7 separate regions of the Homo sapiens genome follow, and regions 1, 2, 4, 5, 6 and 7 are each linked to region 3. The links are chromatin contacts, found by Hi-C or POLR2A ChIA-PET in ENCODE. All regions are on one chromosome and are shown on one strand. Each heading gives the region's core, a stretch centred on a gene start or an enhancer-like site at or near the end of the contact. The rest is flanking DNA. Distances are from core to core; before and after follow the strand shown. Region 1 overlaps SLC9A7 (solute carrier family 9 member A7). Region 2 holds the start of CHST7 (carbohydrate sulfotransferase 7). Region 3 overlaps MIR222HG (miR222/221 cluster host gene). Region 4 holds the start of ZNF674-AS1 (ZNF674 antisense RNA 1). Region 5 overlaps KDM6A (lysine demethylase 6A). Region 6 overlaps SLC9A7 (solute carrier family 9 member A7). Region 7 holds the start of KDM6A (lysine demethylase 6A).

Region 1 (2,744 bases), core at 77-2,576, 960 kb before region 3:
ATAAGTATTAATTTGCTTGATGAATGAATCTCTTTCAACAAATTTATCTTCTAGTTTGCCAGTTCTCTCTTTACTGTGTCTAGTCTGCTGTTGAACTTGAAAATGAAATAAAAATGCTAAGGTCATGTTTTTCTTTTCCAGGATTTCTATTGGTTCTTTCTAAACTCACAATCCTCTACTCCACACTACACTCCTTAACCCTTTCCCTGCCTTATTTTTAGCCATAGCACCTACCGTATTCTAACATACCATGTAATCTACTTATTTTGTTTCTTATGTTTCTTCCCTTATTAGAAATATAACGAAGTCCAGAAAAGCAGGAATTTGTATTTGTTTCGTTCACTGACATATATCTCCAAACACTAGAACAGTGCCTGGGACATAGTAGGATCTCAAAAAATATTTGTCGGGGATCTCAAAAAATATTTGTCGGGGATCTCAAAAAATATATGTGTTGTCCATAAGTATGGAGGCAATAGTGAAACCTGCCAAATTAGATTGGGGTGGAGATGAGGTCCTTGTAGAGTCCAGTAGGAAATAAAATTTGGGGAGGGGCTTCATTATGGCCAGATTATATAGAGCATCCTGTGTTGAGGGGAGGTTTGGGGCTTCAACGTAGTAGGCATGTATATTATTTACAAAGCTGAGCCAAATATCCATAATTTACTTGTCATCTGGGAGACATCAGGAAATAGCAGAAAGAACTCTGGCTTTGGAATTGGAAGTATGCAAGTTGGAATCCTACTTCTACAGTTTACCAGCTATGTGGTCTTAGGGCAGTTACTTACTCTTGAAGATCCAGTTTTTTTTTTTAACTGTAAAGTGGTGTTAATAATCCCTACCTCATAAAGTTGTGGTGAAAATTAAGAGATAATATTGTAAGTAAAACCCCTAATACAAAGTGGGTGCCCAGTAAGTAGTTCTTAGACTACACTGACTGATTTGAAACTATTAGCATACTAAAATGTACTTTTTCTGTTTGGGGCACATTACTTAGAGTAGTAGGAAGAAGCAGAAAACATTGAGTATAGTATATTGAGGTAGAGTATTGTAACTGTGGTTTAGGAAAAATAACTACCAACTGTGAGTAAAAATGAAAAGGAAGATACTATATTTGGGTGTTTTACAGTCACGAAAAAAAAAAACCCACAGAAATAACTAGTATCTTTTCACTTCTCCAAAACGTTTTGAAACCTTGAGTTAATTAAGAAGGGAGAGGAAAATCCCCTAATAATACTAGAGTCACTAATAGTGTGGTCTCTGAAAGTACCGAACCACAGGGAAGTCACCGGGTTCTGGAGGAGATCAGCTTTCCTGGAGTGGTCCAGTCCTCATGGATATTCTCTTCTGGGTAGGACCTGCATGTTGACATGAACCTAGGGCACTAACTTGACCCTCCGCAGAAAAAACTTTCAATGTTAAGTCCTCTGCTTGCTAAAGGTCACCCAAGAATATTTCTCCTGGAGAAGCCTTGTGCATTTTCTTTTCTTTTCTTTTGTCTTTTTTTTTTAATTTTTTTTGAGATGGAGTTGTACTCTTGTTGCCCAGGCTGGAGTGCAATGGTGTGATCTCAGCCCACTGCAACCTCCACCTCCCGGGTTCAAGCGATTCTTCTGGCTCAGCCTCCCAAGTAGCTGGGATTACAGGCGCCCGCCACCATGCCCAGCTAGTTTTTTGTATTTTTAGTAGAGACAGGGTTTCACCATGTTGGCCAGGCTGGTCTTGAACTCCTGAGCTCAGATGATCCACCCGCCTCAGGCTCCCAAAGTGCTGGGATTACAGGCATGAGCCACCATGCCCAGCCTGCCTTGTGCATTTTCTATATAACTGGTTGTTAAAGATGTTATCCTTTTTTGCTAATTGACCCATGGATAAGGGGCCATCTGACAGCTTTGAGAATTTAGGATTAAGCAAACATTTATTTCTCTTAACTGGTTATTCCCTCTTATCAGATTATGAGAATTAAATAGCACACAATGCTTCCTTTTTGTTTCAGTTATCAAGAAACTCAGAGCACCATGTAATGCTTGATTACAATAACAAAAAGTCTAGGAGGACCATAAATTTACTTCCTCCTTGTATGCTATAGTTCAGTACTGTCGTTTTCTATTTTAAGTGGCTTGCTGTGTAGAGCATCTTAAAGGCTTTACAAAATAGCCTGAGTATACCTAATTTGGCATTTGACTAATTTAACATTTCCCCAGATGTGACTCAAACATTTTGTAAATGTAGTGAATTTAAAAGACCCAGGTGTCTAGCAGTAGGGACATGGTTTAATAAACTGTGGCATATTAATACACTGCATTTAGAATTTTTATCTTAAATTCTAAAGCAAATCTGTCACTGAGCCCTTATACAAGACTCAGTGCACAATGTATAACTGAACAGCAGTGAACATGAATGAATTTATGTTTCAACGTGAGTAACTGATATGGTTTGGATATTATTTGTCCCCTCCAAATCTCATGTTGAAATGTGACCTCTCATGTTGGAGGTGGGCCTGGTTGGAGGTGTTTTGATTAATGGGGGTGGATCCCTCATAAATGGCTTGGTGCCATCCCTGCCACTAATGAGTGAGTTCTTGATCTGTTAGTTCAGGTGGGATCTGGTTGTTTAAAGAACCTGGCATCTCCCCACTCTCTCACTTGCTCCCTCTCTTCATGTGACATGCTGGCTCCCCTTCGCCTTCCACCATGGTTATAAGCAGCCTGAGGCCCGCCTCAGAGACAGATGTGGACACTGTG
Region 2 (2,739 bases), core at 145-2,644, 820 kb before region 3:
AGTCATGTTGAGCGCGAAGGCATCGAGCGCTGCGAGCGCGCGTAGCCCGGAGAAGCGCAGCAGGCGGCGCAGCTGGGCGCGTGGCTGCCGCACCAGGTCCTCATAGCGCAGCCTCAGGTAGCGGCGCCGCAGCCAGGCGGGCGCGCCGCGCGCGAAAAGCAGATCGCGCAGCCAGGCTTCGCAGATCACCTCGAGCGCACCGGTCAGGAAGAAATCGGCGCGCGGCGCGGCGGGCAGCGCGCGAGACTGGCCCCCGGGGCGAGCACCCACGCCGTGCGCCAGCAGCACACGGTGGAAGCGGTCGCCCCTCTGGCGGGTGCGCAGCACCTGGATGCTCTCGCGCAGCAGTCCCTGCCTAGACTTGAGGCGCGAGTTGTGCACCGCCCTCGGGTCGCGGAAAAGCTGCACCACCTTCAGGTTGAGGCCTGGATCACGCAACAGGGGCACCAGCACGCCCAGATCGAGCAGGCGCACGTCCTTGATGACCACCACCGGGTACTTTCGGCACTCGGCCTCCAGGGCGCGTATCGCCACGGGTGGGCAGCTGCGCTCGCAGGCGGTGTCCTCGACGAGGCCCACCTCGGCCCGGGCACGGGGTGCGCCAGGACACAGTGGCGGCGAGCAGATGACCTTGTTAGTCCGCCAGCGGAAGAGGGCGGCCGTGGTAAGATTGGCCGTGTCCGGGGCGCGCGCAGCGGGGTCCCCCGGCGGCGCGTACAGCCGCAGCACGGAGAAGTCGCAGCGGAAGAGCGAACGCAGCATGTCGCGCAGCGCGCCCTGCAAGCTCTCGGCGTCGCCCGGATACAGCGCCTGCCATAGATGCCACATGGGCTCATACAAGTAGAAAACGTCCGGGTGCTGGTTAAAGAGTTCGCCCAGGAAGGACGAGCCGGTGCGCCAGGTGGCATGCACGTAGATGTGCTGCTTCTCGCGAGACACTGCCTCCCCGACAGCGCCGCTGAGGTTGCTTGGGAACCGAGGAGACTGGTTCGCGCCCCCTTCCTCGGCGGCCCGCGCCTCCGCTCCCTGCTCGCGTTCGCCGGCCGCCGCCGCCTCCAGGCTCCACACTCCCAGGCTGCGCTGCAGGCCGGGGCAGTGCTCGGCGCCCTTGTCCCCGTCGCGGCCGCCGTCCAATACGGAGGGGACGAGCAACAGCACCAGCGTGTACAGCACCAACAGCAGCGCGAACTTGCAGTACTCTCGGCGTCGCCGCCGCCGGCCCTTCATCGTTCACCGACCCTCCAGAGCGGGTCGGGCGCCAGTCTTCTCCCGTTCCTCAGAAATCCCGTGCCAGGTCCGCTCCTGTGGCCTCTCCCGGCCCCTCTGCGCCGGGAGGAGCAGAGCCGCGGGGCCGCGCATCCACAAGGGGAAACTTGGAAGGCGGTGGTGCTACTGACGGCGCCCCTGCCCTCTCGGCTTAGCAGCCGGAGAGCCGCCTATTGGCCGGCTTGGCAGCCGCCCGCCCCGCCTTTCTGCCCGCCTGGGTTCGCCCACGGCTCTGCCAGATCTGGGCGGGGCTGTAGCGGGGCTGGGACGCCGGCTTACCCAGCCAGACCCCCACCTTTCCCCAAACCCTCCGTAATGAAGTCTTCATCAATGACTTCAGGCAAAGGAGGGGCCTGTGTGTACAGAATGTACCCAGTAAAGGGCCATAGACCCCACCCGGAGAAGGTCACTGCCTCTTCTGTTTTATGTCCCCTGCCTAGCCATCGCTATCCTAGGCAGATAAACACTCGCCACTATACATCCAGCGCCCCCATCAGCCCTGGAGTGGGTGTTACTGAGTTCCGGACTGAAAGATAGAAGATTGTACGTGGCAGAGCGGTCCAGGGGGGTTGGAGATACTACTGCATCCACGCAGCACATTTCATAAAGTCTAGCCTTTGTGAAATTCTAAGTGTTGTGTTCCTTAGGGTTTCACCAGCTGATGGGCTCTGCACATTTTACCAATACTCTGGGGCCCAGTTTGGTCATTTGTAAAATGTGAATAATTCTTAGTACCCATGTACCTCCTGGGATTGCGAGATTTGGGGGTTGTTACCACAGTATAACCCAGCCTATTCTGACACCTATGAGCAAAAGACATTTACAGAATCAAAGTGGTAGAATGGTGACCTTTCTCAGGAGCTCGGTGTTTAAAAGGACCCGTAAGAAGAAATGTGTACCCAAAGATAGATGAAAAAGAGACAGGAAGTCCAACAGGCAGATGAAGACTAGAGTTACTAAAATTCAAAACAGAACCAAAAAAGATACATTTTGCTCTGTTTCATCAGGCTAATGAATAAGGAAGTGAGAGCTTCCTTTCACCAGCTTGGGGAAGGTGTTGTAAAGTTAATAAAACATAGAAAGCATATCTACTTATCTCCACCAGGGGAAGGTGTTCAAATTGGAAGAGTGAGAACATATGCAATGCTCTCCACTGGTCTTTTTCATCACGGAAGCTACTCCACCTGTGAAACCACTGACTCAAGCATTTCGTTTTCTTTCCACAATTCCCCTCTTCTTCCAGCCAGTTGTTCAAATCTTCCCTATTCTCCAACCTCCACTTTTTGACCACCACCCCCACTTTCTTCTCAATTTTTCATATTCAGCTGAAAGATGCCATACCATTATTTTAATAACACTCCCTCCAATAAGCTAAACTCACGTGCCCTCTGCCTTTTCATTACTCATCTAGCAAAATCCCCCAAACCCTGCTTTTGGCTTTCTCTGTGCCTGCAAACACCACTGCGAAACATT
Region 3 (2,700 bases), core at 11-2,510:
CCCTGTCATTACTTCACTATTATACTCGGATACTAAATGCCCCTTACTAAATCTAAGGAAATGGGCAAGTTCTGTCATCTGGGAGTTTACATGTTAAGAGACATTGCACGGGTGAGAACAGACATAAAATGTATATGTAATTATATCGACAACATACAGGGCTTAGAAAGGGGCTTGATAGCCTTTTATAGGTGTCGTCCAGGTTTATCTTACTTGAAATACTGCCTGAGACTCTATACCTAATTCTTATCACATAGCCTTTCTATTAGTCAATGATAGATTTGGGTTGGGTTAACCCTCATATTCTTTTAGCAAGGGACCCACCTGCAGAAAAGAGTTATTATTGGTTTTGTCATTTATAGTTTAGTTCAACAAGACCGGATTTCCTCACCGCCTTTGGCTGAAACTGACTGACTAAATCAGTTTCACTTGTGGGGTAGAGAAATGAGTAATTTGGGAACATAGAGTGTTGTGTGGAGGAGAGCTTAGTTTGCTCCTCTTCATCCTCCCCTTAGGTAAGAAGTCTGCATTGAGAGAGGGAGAAAGATTTGGGACATCATGGGGAAACTGACCCCCTTGGGTGAGACACATTGGGAATTAAGAGAAAGATGTAAAAATGGACCAGGAGAGGATGTACAGAAGCCCCAGGGGAGCCAGAGAATTTCTGGTCCTAAGCTCAAGTGTCAGCCTCAGTTCTGCCTAGCATCTTGGACATGCTGTCCCTGCTGGCTTATCTCCTGTAAGACAAGGGGCATACTCCTGACTTACTGAGCATCCCATCTCAGAGGAGCTGGGAGTACAAGGAATTCAGGAATGGACTTTCAAGACAACATCTAACCCGAGTCTTCTGCAGACATTTCTCTACTGAATCTACTTTCTAAGTGTAGATTAGTGTCTAAGAGATAGACATTAAGTTTCTTTTTCTACCAGCCTCTGACCCCCTTGCTTTGAGGAAAACACATGTGTTGTCCACGAAGTGGTGAGTTCTGTTTGGTCCTTCCTCTAAGATTGGTCCGGGGCTTGAGCCGTTTTGCCCCATGTGCTCTGGGATTTCCCCCGGTTGTCCCCCCATATAAGTAGACAACTTGCTGTCTGTGTTCTAAGACCTTCATATTTTTCCCTTTGACTTGAGTCTGTTCTGGAACAATTGTGTGGTGGCTGGGCACTGCAAAATGAGTCAGTTCCTGCAGTTTGGTTACAAGTTCTCAAAAAGTATTTCAGAATGTGGATGTGGTCAGCAGAGTCATTTTCCAGACATCTAAAAGGAAACCCACATCAACTGTAACAATTGAGCTACGAACCGATGGCTCTACACAACCGAATGGGGCCTGCTTTTCCTCAAAGCCTGTAGGTGCCCTCAAATCTAGCATTCTCTATGGATCGGAAAGGAGAATTCATCTTCATGCTTGTAGATCACATTTTATCTGTTACTGTTGACATAAAAAAATGCGATAGAGGTTTTGGCCTTCATCACCTTTTGAATGTGGGCACAAATTTGACATAAGAAATAATTAGTAAAATGGAATCTATGGGATTAGAGTATAATTAGTGCAAAGTGTGAAATGTGGCTTAGGGATAGATGCTTGGGTAATTGAACTAATGCACGAAGGAGAGGTTAAGATGGTTTGGGTACCGATAGAGTACATCGAAATATGCTTATTTGGTTTACTAATAGTCTGAACCTGTGCAGACTTAGCAGCAATACTGATAAAATATCATTAAATCCTTTTCAAGCTTTAAAAGAAGTTCAGATTTGTCATAACATTTGGAGAATATTTTCGCTCCACACAAGTTTTGGAAAATAATCTTTGTGAATTTTTTTATCCTCTTGGGTATCATGAATTGTAAAATTTTGTTGCAGTTCTCAGTTACCAGTCTTGCTCCACTCATTAAAACTGATGGCATTTTCAATAATAAGAAAACAAAATTTAAAAATGGGTAAACGATTTGAACAGACACTTCACCACAGAAGATACGCAAATGGCAGATAAGCACAAGAAAAAATCTTTTCAATGTCATTAGTGAAACACAAGTCAAAACCACAGTGAGGTACTGCTACACACCTATCTGAATGGCTAAAATTTAAGAAGCCAGCCATGCCAACTGTTGGTAAGGATGTGTAGGATTTAGAACTCTCATGTAAAATGATACAAACATGTCAAACATACACCTATCATATGATTCAGCTGTTTCACTCCCAGAGAAAAGAAAGCATGTGCTCACCTGAAGACTCGTACGTGAATATGCATAGTAGTTTTATTAGTAATAGCTAAAAGCTGGAAACAATCCTAATGTCTATCAACAGGTAAATGGATAAACAAATTGTGGTGTATCTGTATGATGGATACTACTCAATAATAAGAAGGAATGAACTATTGATACCTTCAATAACATGGATGACCCTAACCCATGAGAGTCATATCATATGATTCCATGTATACAGAATTCTGGAAAATGTGAAAGCAGATCAGTGGTTACCTGGGGTAGGGGAGATGGGGGTGGCAAGAAAGGGGTTACAAAAAGGCCCGAGAAAACTTCCGGGCTGGTGGATAATTTCTGTCTTGTGTTGATGGTTTCATGGGTGTATATATGTCAAAACTTATCAAATTATACAATTTGAATATGTGCAGTTTATCGTATGTCAGTTATTCCTTAATTCTTAAAAAAAACTTAAAATAAGAAATCATTGTTATAGTAGAT
Region 4 (2,700 bases), core at 99-2,598, 790 kb before region 3:
GAGATGCTGGCCAGGGCCACAGATCAGGTGCTTCTGCAGTTTGCAATTTCTTTACTCTCCTCAGGACATATTAACCCTATCATACTATTAACCCTTTTCTGCCTACTGATAGTGATATCTGAAAAGGTTATCAAATCACCTCTCCTCTAGAAATAAATAGGTTGGTATCTCTAAACCTGGCCATCAGTAACACATACACATGAAATTCTGAATGAGCAGTAATTCACTGCTCACATGTCCAAGGGAAAACAGGCTCTTTTCCTGGGACTTGTACAGGAGGCTTGGAGAGAGTCACTTCCCAGGGTCTGGCTGTATTGAGTTTGCAGATTTAGGTTGTAACTCATCCAAACTATCTGGGGAATGCAAGTTAACCTGAGAGGAGAAAGAGAAAGAGGAAAAACACTCATGTTCAAATGGAAATTAAATACGTGTCTGATAGATTACACAAATGTCTTGGACACATCTATGAACAGTGTCTGGCACCAGCTGGCTCTAGCACAGAAGGGTTTGCTGTGTACCTGAGGGAGACTCTGTCATACTTGACCCAAAGAGGCCCGCTTGGTGACCAGGCAGGCATAGTAAGCATGGAGAACAACACTTGTTCTCTTTCTCCCAGACCCAGACAGGAAACAGAAAACTTTCCTCAAGTTTACTACAGGCCTTTTTAGCGGGCCATGTTGCCACTGGCTGGCATTCTCAGAGAAAACACCTCTCCGCTAAAAAGTAAAATCCAGATTCTCCCAGGGTGTCTAAGATCCTAGGAACCGGAGCCCCACCACTGGGTAGAGAACAATCAGAATGAGGCTTTCTTCCCTCACTTCGGGAGGTTGCTGGCTCTGAAGCCCGGCTCCAAAGCCCCTCTTCCAGGCCACTTCCCCGACTGAGCCAGACCTGTTGCTCTTAGGACGCTCTGAGCCAGGCCTAGGGCCCCGCTCCATGTGGCCTGCCTGGACCCTAGAGGGCCGCGCTCTGGAGCTGCCACAGATGCCAGAGGCGCGACTCTTTTTCCTATTCCTAGGAGCGGAAGACAGAAACAGTGGCCTTGGGGACAGAGGGGTGGGAACACCCCACGTCCACTGCAAGAGAACGAAGTGGAAGAAGGGATTTCGGCTTCGGAGCCGGCAGGGGCCTGGGCACTGGAAAGCCCGCGCGGAGTTCTCTCGCCTCTCGCCGCCCAGGTACGCCTCCCCGGACCTTTTGTACGACTTACCGTTGGAAATGGTCACACATTCCTTCTCCCCTTAGAGCGAACACTGTCATAACCACTGAAGCGCGGGCCGAGGAGCGCCACATCGGCCACAGGCTTTGTTGCCCCGCCTTCAAAGCCACTGCGCGTGCGCATTGCTTTGACTTCACGTTCCCAGGGGGCTGTGGGAAGCGGAAATGCTCGGCTGACCCGGAGGGTGGCGCTTCGTTCACACTGGCTGTTGTCATCCGCCCCTGAGGTTTCAGGCTGTCGGCAGTGAAGTAAGCGGGAGGGTGAGGTGGTGATGGTTTTGATCGGGGGAAGGGGGGACGGGAGGAATGACGGGAGTTTACGGGGCCGTGGGGTCATGGGGCCACGGGTGAGCGTCCTTGTGGGGATTGAGTGACACAGGCGGTGGGCGTGAGTGTTGGGGGCGAGGTTCGGGGCCAGCGAGTGACTAATTGATTGAGTCACTCAGCGCTTGTATCCTCACCCGGTGGTAACTGCCAGACACTCTTGCAAATGTTTCACATTAGCAGGAGCCCTGTGAGGTGTTACGATGATTATTTTCATGTTATAGAGAGAAAACGGTACAGTGTGGCTTGGCAACCTGTCCAAAGTCCCGTAGGTAGCAAACCCGAGGAATCCTTTTTCTTTTTCTTTTCCTGTACTTTGTTTATCATGTTTATTGTTTCCAGTGTGTCTCTTCCTCCAGACTAGAAATCTGGAGCTGGGAATTTGAGATTTTGTTCACTGATGGATTTGCAACACGGAGAACCGGCTCATGGAAGGCAATCATTTCTTCAGTGAATAAAAGTGGCACAGCAGCCAGTCAGTTGATTCCAAAGCCCGGACTCAGGAAGGCAGGGTTTCGCTCACTGAGGATAATTGAGCTGTGCATGAATGTTAACTCTTAAAACTAGAATGAGGGGTTGTCCCTCTTCTGTTGGGTAAAAACCTTTGGGTTTCACTCAACTTCACTGCATGGAAGGGAGCATAGGTGTTGCTAATTGAATCTCCTGTGGTCATTGTGTTTCCAGGGTCAGAGTGCAGACCTGAGACCACTGCTCACCGATTTCAGACTCCAGTTTATCTGTGCCTCGGCTTCCCCACTTAGTCGCAGAAGACTTAGGCTGAGGCCCCAGGAAGAGGTGAGTTCCCTGGGTCACAGGCAGAGATCTAGTGCTATAGTGATGGCCCCAACTGGGGTGTGTTTGTCTCTGAATCCCTTGGTCCTGCCGCCTTGGACACAAGAGAGGTACGCTGAGCTGAGGCGAGTTGGAGGAGAAGCCTCAGCAAGAGCCCAGACCCAGATCCTCAGAGCAAAGGAGGCTCACGGGACAGCAGGTCCTAGAAGAGCTGGACCCGTAGTGGCCTTTGTCCCTCACTTCAGCTGAGACAGAGCAAAGCTGGCTCTACTTCCAGGTGCCATGGAGGACCATGTGACAGTGCAGTTTGATTCCTGCTGGAGGAGGGACAGGTGAAAGTCACAGGTGGATGGAGGCATGGATGTC
Region 5 (2,821 bases), core at 92-2,591, 850 kb after region 3:
GGACAAAAATAAAAGAACTACAAAAAAATCCTCAAGCTACAATTCGAAACCACGTACAGTCATGCATCCCTTAAGACCAGGATATATCCTGATAAATGCAACATTAGGCAATTTCATCCCTCTGCAAACACAATAGAGTATACTTACACAAACCTAGATGGTATATCCTACTACACACCTAGGCTACAAATCTGGCACAGCATGTTACTGTACTGAATACAACAGACCAATGTAACACAGTGGTAAATATTTGTGTCTAAACATATCTAAACATAGAAAAGGTACAGTAAAAATATGGTATTATAATCTTACGGAACCAACCTTACCATCATTGACCAAAATATTGTTACATGGCAGATGACTGTAGCTCATGGTAGTGCTGGTACTGTTATTCCAACACTGTTAATGTATGTAGTATGTGATAAAGAAACTGAGTCATTATGTTGTCTTTGAGAACCAAAATTTTCAACATAGAAGAAAAGACATATTTAAAATTGATAACAAAACATTGTAGTCCTGAATTTGAACTGAAAGATCTGTGTGAAATCATAATTTTAAAACCTTCAGAAAGAAATGAAGCGTGACATCAGCAAAAATGGTGGCTTAAGAACCTCTAACAATTCCTCTCCCATGAGAAAACGAGCAAATAGTTTCAGAATTAACTTTATAATAACTCTGGAAACGAATCAAAGGCTTGCAGGAATCTTGGAAGCGTTTAGTGAAGAAAAATGGCCAAATCTTAGTAAAAACAGAAAGCTTTGTGGCTTTTTAATTTGCCCTAGTCCCATTTTCTCCATACAGCTCTGCAGTAGACTTGAAAACAAACAGCATAATAGATTTCTGGTAAAATCCAGCAGCCTGAAAAGCCAGCAGAGGGAGTACAATGAGGCTGAAGCTCCATCAAAGCCTCATTCCCAGAAAATTCACCTGTATAAATGTTCCCTGGAAGATCCCTCTTGCAAAGCTAGGTATTTCACATAAATAGAGTTCACCAGTGTGAAATCCCTTTACTTGAAGGCCATTTGTTGAAAAGAATTCCAGGGAATTGTTTAGCTTAGAGGCTGGCTAAAGCAGTGGATAACAACAGAGACAAACAAAAGACCAACCAAAAACTTCAGAAGGAAAAGCAGGAGACTGAGATGTCTGTAAGAGTTTTAAAAGCTCCAACAAAAATATGAAAAACCTAATAATCAAGAAAGCCAAGCACAGATAAGGGGCTGTGTGCACGCCCAGAAAAATCTGAGAAGTCCCCAGGTGCTCACCTCCGCTTTACCATGAGGCTCTGCACAATCAAAATAATGGCTATGGCAATGTTGTCAACTGACTGCACAGAACACCCTTCAGCAAAGACTGGGAGACTTAGTGGTCCCAGACAGTTGAGGAAGTCACTCACTAAAATAAACAAGGAGAGAATTCAGTGGTAATACATAACAAAGAACACAGACTTTTAAAAATTAATTCAGAGAAGTCACTAAACAAAGAAACAACTACAAGAAACAAAAGCCAATACTGCAAAGGGGGAACCTTCTGCTTTCAGTTTCTACATTACAATAAAACGTCCAGTTTTCAACCAAAAATTGTGAGACATAAAACGATCCAGCCATAGAACAAAAAGCAATCAACAGAAACCATCCCAGGGAAAGCCCAGATGAGCTTACTAGACAAAACTTTAAAAGTCAGCTATTATAAACATGACCTCAAGTAAACAAAAATATGAAAAACATCTTTTACATAAAGTAAAATATGTCTCAAGAACTAAAGTATAAGGTCAATATATCAAAGAATAAAGAATATCAACAAAGAGAAATTATATTTTAATAGGACAAAATAGAAAATATAACTGAAATAAAGAATTCACTAAAGAGGCTCGACAGCCTCAAATATTCTAGTGAATATTTGAACAGGCAGGAAGTATCCAGGAACTTGAAGAGAGGTAACTGGGATTATCTAGTCCAGTAACAGAAAGAAAATAAGAAAGAAAAATTAACAGAGTCTCAGAAACCTGAGCAACACCATGAAGTTTACCAAAACATGCAAAATTGAAGTCACAGAAGAAGGAGAGGGGAAAAACATTTAAAGAAATAATGGCTGAAAGTTTTCCAAATGTAATAAAAAAAATTAATCTCACGTCCAAAAAGCTCAATGAATTCCAAACAGATTAAACTCACAGTTCTACACTGAGACACATTATAGTCAAACTGTCAAAAGACAATGACAGAATCTTGAAAACACGAAAGAAGTGACTCATCACATACAAGCGATCCTCATCAAACACTGTGGAGGCCAGAAGGCAATGGGATGACGTGGTAAAAGTGTTGAAAGGAAAAAACAGTCAACCAAGAATTCTAGATTCAGCAAAACTATCCTTAATTACAAAGGGGAAATTAAGACATTACTATATAAACAAAAACTGAATTTGTCACTAGGAAAATACAAAAGGCAGTCATCCAGGTTGAAAGGGTGCTAGACAATAACTAAAATTCACAAGAAAAAACAAGAGTACCAGTAAAAGTAATTCTCAGGTGCAATGATCTTAATGTGTCCCTACAAGATTAATATATTGAAACTTAATCGCCAATGTGATAGCATTAAGAGGTAAGGCCTTTATGAGGTGATTAACTTATGAAAGCAAAGCCCTCATGAATGGGATTAATAACCTAAAAGAGGTCTGAGAAAGCTATTCATCCCTTTGCCCTACTGCTTTTTGTCACATAAAGATGCAGCAATCTTGGAGACAGAAAGCTAGCCTTCACTAGATGCTAAATCTGGGAGTGCCTTGATCTTGGACTTCCCAATCCCCAGAACTGTGAGAAATAAAGTT
Region 6 (2,700 bases), core at 165-2,664, 870 kb before region 3:
GCTCTTTATCCAGGTCAGCATGACCTGGGCAGGCAAGGTGGGGAAAGGAGAGTTATGATAGGGGCAGAAATGTGTTACCAATATATTATTTGACCTTGGGAGTCAATAACTATGTCGTTCAGCATTGAATGCCCAGTGCTGAGCACAGTGGCTGGCACATGCAGGAACCTGATAGGTGTTTGTTGGGTGGATGAGGGAATGAGAGAGATGCAGCATGCAACAGGCAGCTTTACTGACCACCTGTGTATGTTGTCCATGAAACCCTATTCTTTTTTTTCCAGTCAGCTTTGAATCTGACTCATCATTGCACTTAATCCTGCAGCAGTCTGCAGCAGACTTCACATTCCATAGGATCTTCTAAATGATTCCATCTACCAAATCAGATTTAATAAGGCTGGCAAAATGTGGTGCTGTGTGGGGTCAATGGGGTGCCACTGTGGCCTTTTGTGGTTTCTTTCTCTTTAAGGGTGGCCACAGCCTGATAAGGCATTTATAGCATTGATGTCCATTCTAGGTCCCTGCTCAAGGGACACAAAGCCATGACCTGGAAAGTTCTGGACATTTTGGGAAGAGTTTTCAATAAGCTTCATTGGAGATTTGGCACCCACTTTAATGAGCTCCAGAAGACCTTTGAGATGATCTTAGAATTGGCCATTATGTCAGTTGGGAGCATGTGGTCTCAGTGAGTTCTCTTTGAAAATTTGCTATTTGACTCTAGCTTTGATTAAGGACTTTAGAAAACAGGAGTTCAGGAACTGAGCACCTCGAGGCTAATTTAGAGTATAACAGTTTGGGAGATCTTGAAACTCAGCCTGAGAAAACCCCAGGGGAAAACATGATGGCCGTCCTTATTTCACCAAAGGAAAGATAATGGCTCTGGTAGGACATGGCTGCCCTATTCTAAAGCATCCTCCACAGAACTGTGGCCAGTCTAGATTAATTTTGTAAGAAAAAAAGGCCAATAGCAGCTGGATCATAAGATTTGGAGAGATTTCATCTTGCTCTGGACCATTCAAAACATCCCCACCCCCTTTGCTGTTTCCCATTGCTCCTACCTCTGCATTCAAGCATCTGTAACAGGAAATAAGTGAAAGGATTTGGCTGGTCATGTAGTAGAACTTACTATGTATCACATGAGCCCTGCGCACTGGGAACACTGGGCTTGTAATTAGATTCAGTAACAAGCTTACTGTCACTTTTCTGTGGAAATGTTTGAGTGAGAAAGCAGCAGGTCCAAAGTGCTGAGGGTTCTTGTATTTAGTCCATGCAGTAACAGCTAAAATAGCCCCCACCCCCAGGTGGAGTGAGTCTCAGGAACCTCCCTGGATGGGCCTGGATGGATGAACTCAGTGTTCCTGTCAGCTCCCAGAGGGCCCCTTGGGCTGAGAGCACCGCACATGTGGTGTTGTGAACGGGCTGGCAGCCACTCGCGCTGCACTCCTAATGGCACCCTGTTTGCCACAGCCCTAGCCAGAAGCTGTGTCACAGCTTCCCCCTGACCTCCTTCCTTCCAGACCTCATACACAGTCATGCAGAGGGCCCCTCAAAGTCAGTTCCACTGACCTTTTGAAAGGTTTTCAAGATTGCTGTCATATGGGGAAAAACATGCAAACTTCAAGCTTGGTTCTCCAGGACACCCTCTTAGAAATGACTCACGCCCTTGTGCAGAGAGGACCTTATTTCTCCAGTTCCTCCTGGTCTGACCTCCTCATTCTAGTGAGCCACTAACAGCAGGGCTCAGTGCACTCTGTGGCCATGAGAAACAGGAAAACAGAAATAAATGGGCTTCTCATTTTTGGGTGAAACCCTGGGTTCTTGCAGTTTCCCCTGAAATAGATCCAGGTCACATGCTCAGTGTTGTCATGAAACTGAAATCAGAGGTAGGGAAAGTCCAGATGTTTGTTCTCCACCAGAGAAAAAAAAGGGCGGTTCTCTTTACCTCATTTTCTAAATAATCTTCCTAAAAACAACAAACAAAAAAGTGACATTTGATGGGAAGGCATGTCTTATAATGAGCACAATTCTCCTCACTGGTCTTGAAGCCCAAGGCTATAAACAGAGTCATGGCTAGGGAGCTACAGAATATTAGCTCATGTGGGAAAAGGAAGGGAGCTGTTGGCTAGAACTTTGCTTCATGTGGGGAAAGCATAAAAATATTGTGGGCAGACTTCAGCTTTGTGTCCCCTGGTAAGTTTGACTCATTAGAACAAAACAAGACAAAAAAAACAAAAAACAAAAAACAAAACTCAGTGCTTTGTTTCTCTGGAGGTCTTGGTGACTTTGCAACCAAAACAAAAACAACCCTAGCTGGAGGCAAGCTGCCCAGCCCTGGGGGTGGCCTCCCACCCCGATAAAGCAGGGGACTTTTCATGCCAGACCAGACAGCTGAGATTTCTGTTGGCCGTACATGCAGACACATCATTCACTTCCTTCCCTGAGTTTACAGAAGAGCACTCATTGATGAGGCCACTTTGGAGCAGCTAAGAGTGTGAATCTGAATTTATCCCAGTTTCACCATATCAACAGGACAAGGTCACAAGCCGGATATTAATGGAGTGTGGAGGAAAGGAAACCACCAATGCCTGTGTATATGCACACGTGTGTGCGTGTCTGTCTGTGTGTATGTAGTGAAAACTGTAGAAAATCAGCAGTTTATTGTTGCGTTCACATATGACTTTCTGAGCAAGTTAGAATCATTTG
Region 7 (2,700 bases), core at 80-2,579, 890 kb after region 3:
CATGTCAACAGCCCAATGCAAACTCTTCACCGACCTAAACTCCGTGAAACTTCCCCCTTCTGGGAGCGGGGACACAAGAAAGCCTAAAACATTTGGTTAGCAGTAGGCATCACGAACAGCCTGCTTGAAGGAAAAGAATTTTTTTAAACCCGTAGAGGCAAGTTAAGTCCGAAATTTGGGAAAATCTGAACACACTCACGATCCCTTGACCCTAAACAGGCACCTCGAAGATCATCGGCCTACCCTCAAAAAGCTGTAAAATAGCAGGCAGTTGTGTCGACCCAGTTGAGCCCGGCCCCAAAGCGATCCCGTCTCTGTTCCTCCAGCTACAAGAGGAAAAGAGCGATTTCGCAAGGGAGCAAGCAGGGTACCCGGGGGTGGGGGGAGAGCAGAGGCAGGAAATAGTTTCCGGAAGCCCCTCGACCATCGTCCGTGGCCACAATGAGCACAGACCCGGCCGCGGGGCCCGGGGCGAGCGCGGCGCCGGCCAGGGAGACGGTGTCCGCGCTCCGACTCGCAGCTGCCTTACCTTGCCCAGTAGGGCCTTCGTCCTGGCGCCATCTTCATGAAATCTCACGAACCCAAAGAGGCGGCTGTGGAGACAGACACAGTTTACTCGTTAACGCTCAGGGAACGCCACCGACCCGTCCCTGCCCGAGCCCGAGGCCCCAGCGGAGGCGGCGCGAAGAGCGCCAAACCGAGGTGCCCGCCCCGCCGCCGCCAGAGACAAGCCGCGCTCGGTCCTCCCGGGAGAGCGGCTACTGCCCGTCCGGAGCCGACCGGGCGAGTGACGGCGGCCCGTACCTGTCCAGTCCGCCGAGCGCCTCCCTCTCCTCGGCTGTCAGGCTGGGGGACGCCTCCTCGCTCTCGCCGCTCGCTTTTCCCGCCGCCATTTTCTTTTCCTCATCACCGAAAGCGGCGGCGGCAGCGGCGGCGGTAGCGAGCGACACTCCGCAGGATTTCATGGAAACGCAGCGAATTCACAACTCCAACGCCGACACCCCCCCTCGGACCGGGGCCCGCAGTGACGCCCCCAATCTGCGCGCGGGACCAGCACACCAACTTTATCGCCGCCTCCTCCTCCGCCGCGGGCGGCGGCGACGAAAAATCCCAACGCGGCGGCGGTGAAGGCGGCGGCGGCGGCGGCAGGGGCTGCGGAGCCCCCGGGTCGGCAGCGGCGGCTTTCGGCTGTAGGGTCACATCGCGGGGTTGGGCAGGGGGCAGCCACAGGCGGGGACGGCGGGAACGGCCGGAGCGCGCGGGGCTGGGGAGCACTGAGGGGATTCGTTGGAGACACAAACTTCCCCGGCACCAGCACAAAGTTGTTGTAATTGTGTCACACAGCGAACCCCACGCCGCCGCCGTGACCCCCCCTCCCCGCCCGGCTGGCGCCACCAATCGGCGCGGCCCGCACGCCTCACGTGACCTTTGTTGACTCACGTCAGCCGTGGCTCCACTTAACTTGCTAGCTGCCCGAGCCCCGCCCACCGAGGCCGCCACCGAGATGGGAGCGGGACGCAGGCCAATTCTAGCCGGTGGTTGGCTGCTGGGCGCGTCTGTCGGGGGAAGGGTTGTCACCGAGAGGGAGCTTCCTGTTAGGTTGTGCTGGTTAAATACACTGGGGCAGAGAATGGAGGGTCCGGGCCGTGTCACCTCGGGAACCGCGGCGGGCTCTGGAGGGGGAGGGGAGTGGTGGGGAAGGGCGAGGTCCGGCACCGCCCGCGGCGGGCGCGAGCGGCGGGCGAAGACGCCAAGGACGGCATTTGCCTGCCCGCGAGCTCTGGGATGTGCCCAGACCGCGGCTCCGGCCGTCCCGCGCGCGCTCCAGGGGTCCCGGGACCCCACAGGGCCTGGTACAGGTCGCGTAGCCGGGAGGCGGCGCACGGCCCTCGACCTCTGCCCTCCGAAGAAGGCTCAGACTTTTGGCACTGCTGGAAATAATGGCCTCCGCGAGGAGGGCGCTCGGGGAGCGGCTGCCGGTCCCGTGCCCCGCGGTCCGGGTGCCGCCCTAGGCCAGACCTGCGCTGGCAGCCCCGATCACCTCACCCGCGCCGAAAGTGAAGGGGGAAGGGCTCCCCTGACCCCCGCCCATACGCCCCAGGCCGGAGGGAATGAAGAGTCGCCCGCGGGGCCTGGCTTGCCGACCATGGCTCCCCACCGCCAAAGGTCTGTCTGTTGGCGGCACTTTGGGGCCAGATTTTCGTGCTGTGTTTACCCTGTGTCTTATCAGTAGTTCATTACAGTCTTACAAGAAAAAGCAATGAGAAATTGTGAAGCGGGATCTGCAGAATGTTGGGTTCTATTGCCATGATTTCAGTGGAGCCTTCTTACAAAAGTAGGGGCTGCTTGTGGACAGACCTGAGAGAAGACATAATTAAATCATCACAGCTGGTGGCCCAAGAAATCCTTTCTATCCCCCAAAACCTGCAGGTTTGTAACCCCTAGACAACAGTAACATTTTGTTGTTCTGTCTCTCAGGTGCAGGGGAAAGGCTTTAGTCTGACTTTTAATCTTTACTATAGGTGAAAAAAAAATAGGCCTTTCGACTACTCTTCTCAAAAGGCAAATTTATTTACTAAGCTGTATGTCTTATAACAGGGATAGGAAAAAATTGATAGACATATAAGGACAAGATTCTGTTTATAAACGGAGTTTTTTATATTTTCAATAGGTTTTCCACCTGTAACCAATAAAAATTAT

What was found. Hi-C counts contacts between places; a loop is a spot of excess contacts on that map. ChIA-PET counts read pairs that join two places held with the same protein, here RNA polymerase II (POLR2A). Pooled maps may share reads with other maps.
Region 1: a pooled map shows a loop between it and region 3 (13-fold over the local background). The contact joins two enhancer-like sites. A Hi-C loop is called at or near these places in 17 of 37 single-sample maps with no recorded cell type and 8 of 50 pooled maps.
Region 2: a map with no recorded cell type shows a loop between it and region 3 (6-fold over the local background). The contact joins the promoter of CHST7 here to the enhancer-like site in region 3. A Hi-C loop is called at or near these places in 17 of 37 single-sample maps with no recorded cell type and 12 of 50 pooled maps.
Region 4: a loop to region 3 is called in a map of natural killer cell, with 5 times the contacts of the local background. The contact joins the promoter of ZNF674-AS1 here to the enhancer-like site in region 3. A Hi-C loop is called at or near these places in 2 of 168 maps with a recorded cell type or tissue (CD8-positive, alpha-beta T cell and natural killer cell), 1 of 37 single-sample maps with no recorded cell type and 7 of 50 pooled maps.
Region 5: a loop to region 3 is called in a pooled map, with 7 times the contacts of the local background. The contact joins two enhancer-like sites. A Hi-C loop is called at or near these places in 4 of 37 single-sample maps with no recorded cell type and 5 of 50 pooled maps.
Region 6: a loop to region 3 is called in a map with no recorded cell type, with 12 times the contacts of the local background. The contact joins two enhancer-like sites. A Hi-C loop is called at or near these places in 7 of 37 single-sample maps with no recorded cell type and 7 of 50 pooled maps. POLR2A ChIA-PET finds 5 or more read pairs at or near these places in 1 of 52 experiments (activated B cell).
Region 7: a map of B cell shows a loop between it and region 3 (14-fold over the local background). The contact joins the promoter of KDM6A here to the enhancer-like site in region 3. A Hi-C loop is called at or near these places in 1 of 168 maps with a recorded cell type or tissue (B cell), 5 of 37 single-sample maps with no recorded cell type and 9 of 50 pooled maps. POLR2A ChIA-PET finds 5 or more read pairs at or near these places in 1 of 52 experiments (BJ).

What each region holds. Positions count from the first base shown.
Region 1 is chrX:46,712,278-46,715,021 of GRCh38, reverse strand. All of the region lies in intron 1 of SLC9A7 (solute carrier family 9 member A7), which reads left to right. Among named protein-coding and RNA genes, the nearest start is that of SLC9A7, 45 kb to the left of the region's middle. RefSeq lists an enhancer at 778-877. Within about 2 kb of position 1,326, at least 3 of the 41 ENCODE cell types and tissues checked have a DNase peak (open chromatin) inside an H3K27ac peak, as active enhancers do.
Region 2 is chrX:46,572,420-46,575,158 of GRCh38, reverse strand. CHST7 (carbohydrate sulfotransferase 7) reads right to left here and starts at 1,394. Exons shown (of 2, transcript NM_019886.4): 1 at 1-1,394. The coding sequence starts at 1,227. RefSeq lists silencers at 147-206, 327-376.
Region 3 is chrX:45,756,976-45,759,675 of GRCh38, reverse strand. MIR222HG (miR222/221 cluster host gene) reads left to right here. Exons shown (of 2, transcript NR_170290.1): 2 at 1-2,700. Among named protein-coding and RNA genes, the nearest start is that of MIR222, 11 kb to the right of the region's middle. Within about 2 kb of position 1,260, at least 12 of the 41 ENCODE cell types and tissues checked have a DNase peak (open chromatin) inside an H3K27ac peak, as active enhancers do; they include B cell, CD8-positive, alpha-beta T cell and natural killer cell, where a contact is called at or near this core.
Region 4 is chrX:46,544,138-46,546,837 of GRCh38, reverse strand. It overlaps ZNF674-AS1 (ZNF674 antisense RNA 1), which reads right to left and starts at 1,348. Exons shown (of 2, transcript NR_015378.3): 1 at 1,211-1,348; 2 at 1-372. ZNF674 (zinc finger protein 674) reads left to right here and starts at 1,417. Exons shown (of 6, transcript NM_001190417.2): 1 at 1,417-1,467; 2 at 2,227-2,337. RefSeq lists enhancers at 1,079-1,228, 844-2,043.
Region 5 is chrX:44,902,776-44,905,596 of GRCh38, reverse strand. The region is part of intron 2 of KDM6A (lysine demethylase 6A); the gene reads right to left. Among named protein-coding and RNA genes, the nearest start is that of KDM6A, 31 kb to the right of the region's middle. Within about 2 kb of position 1,341, at least 4 of the 41 ENCODE cell types and tissues checked have a DNase peak (open chromatin) inside an H3K27ac peak, as active enhancers do.
Region 6 is chrX:46,627,930-46,630,629 of GRCh38, reverse strand. All of the region lies in intron 14 of SLC9A7 (solute carrier family 9 member A7), which reads left to right. Among named protein-coding and RNA genes, the nearest start is that of CHST7, 56 kb to the right of the region's middle. Within about 2 kb of position 1,414, at least 17 of the 41 ENCODE cell types and tissues checked have a DNase peak (open chromatin) inside an H3K27ac peak, as active enhancers do.
Region 7 is chrX:44,871,817-44,874,516 of GRCh38, reverse strand. It overlaps KDM6A (lysine demethylase 6A), which reads right to left and starts at 1,329. Exons shown (of 30, transcript NM_001291415.2): 1 at 805-1,329; 2 at 530-593. The coding sequence starts at 965. RefSeq lists silencers at 330-429, 440-519, 560-819, 1,160-1,389, 1,640-2,139.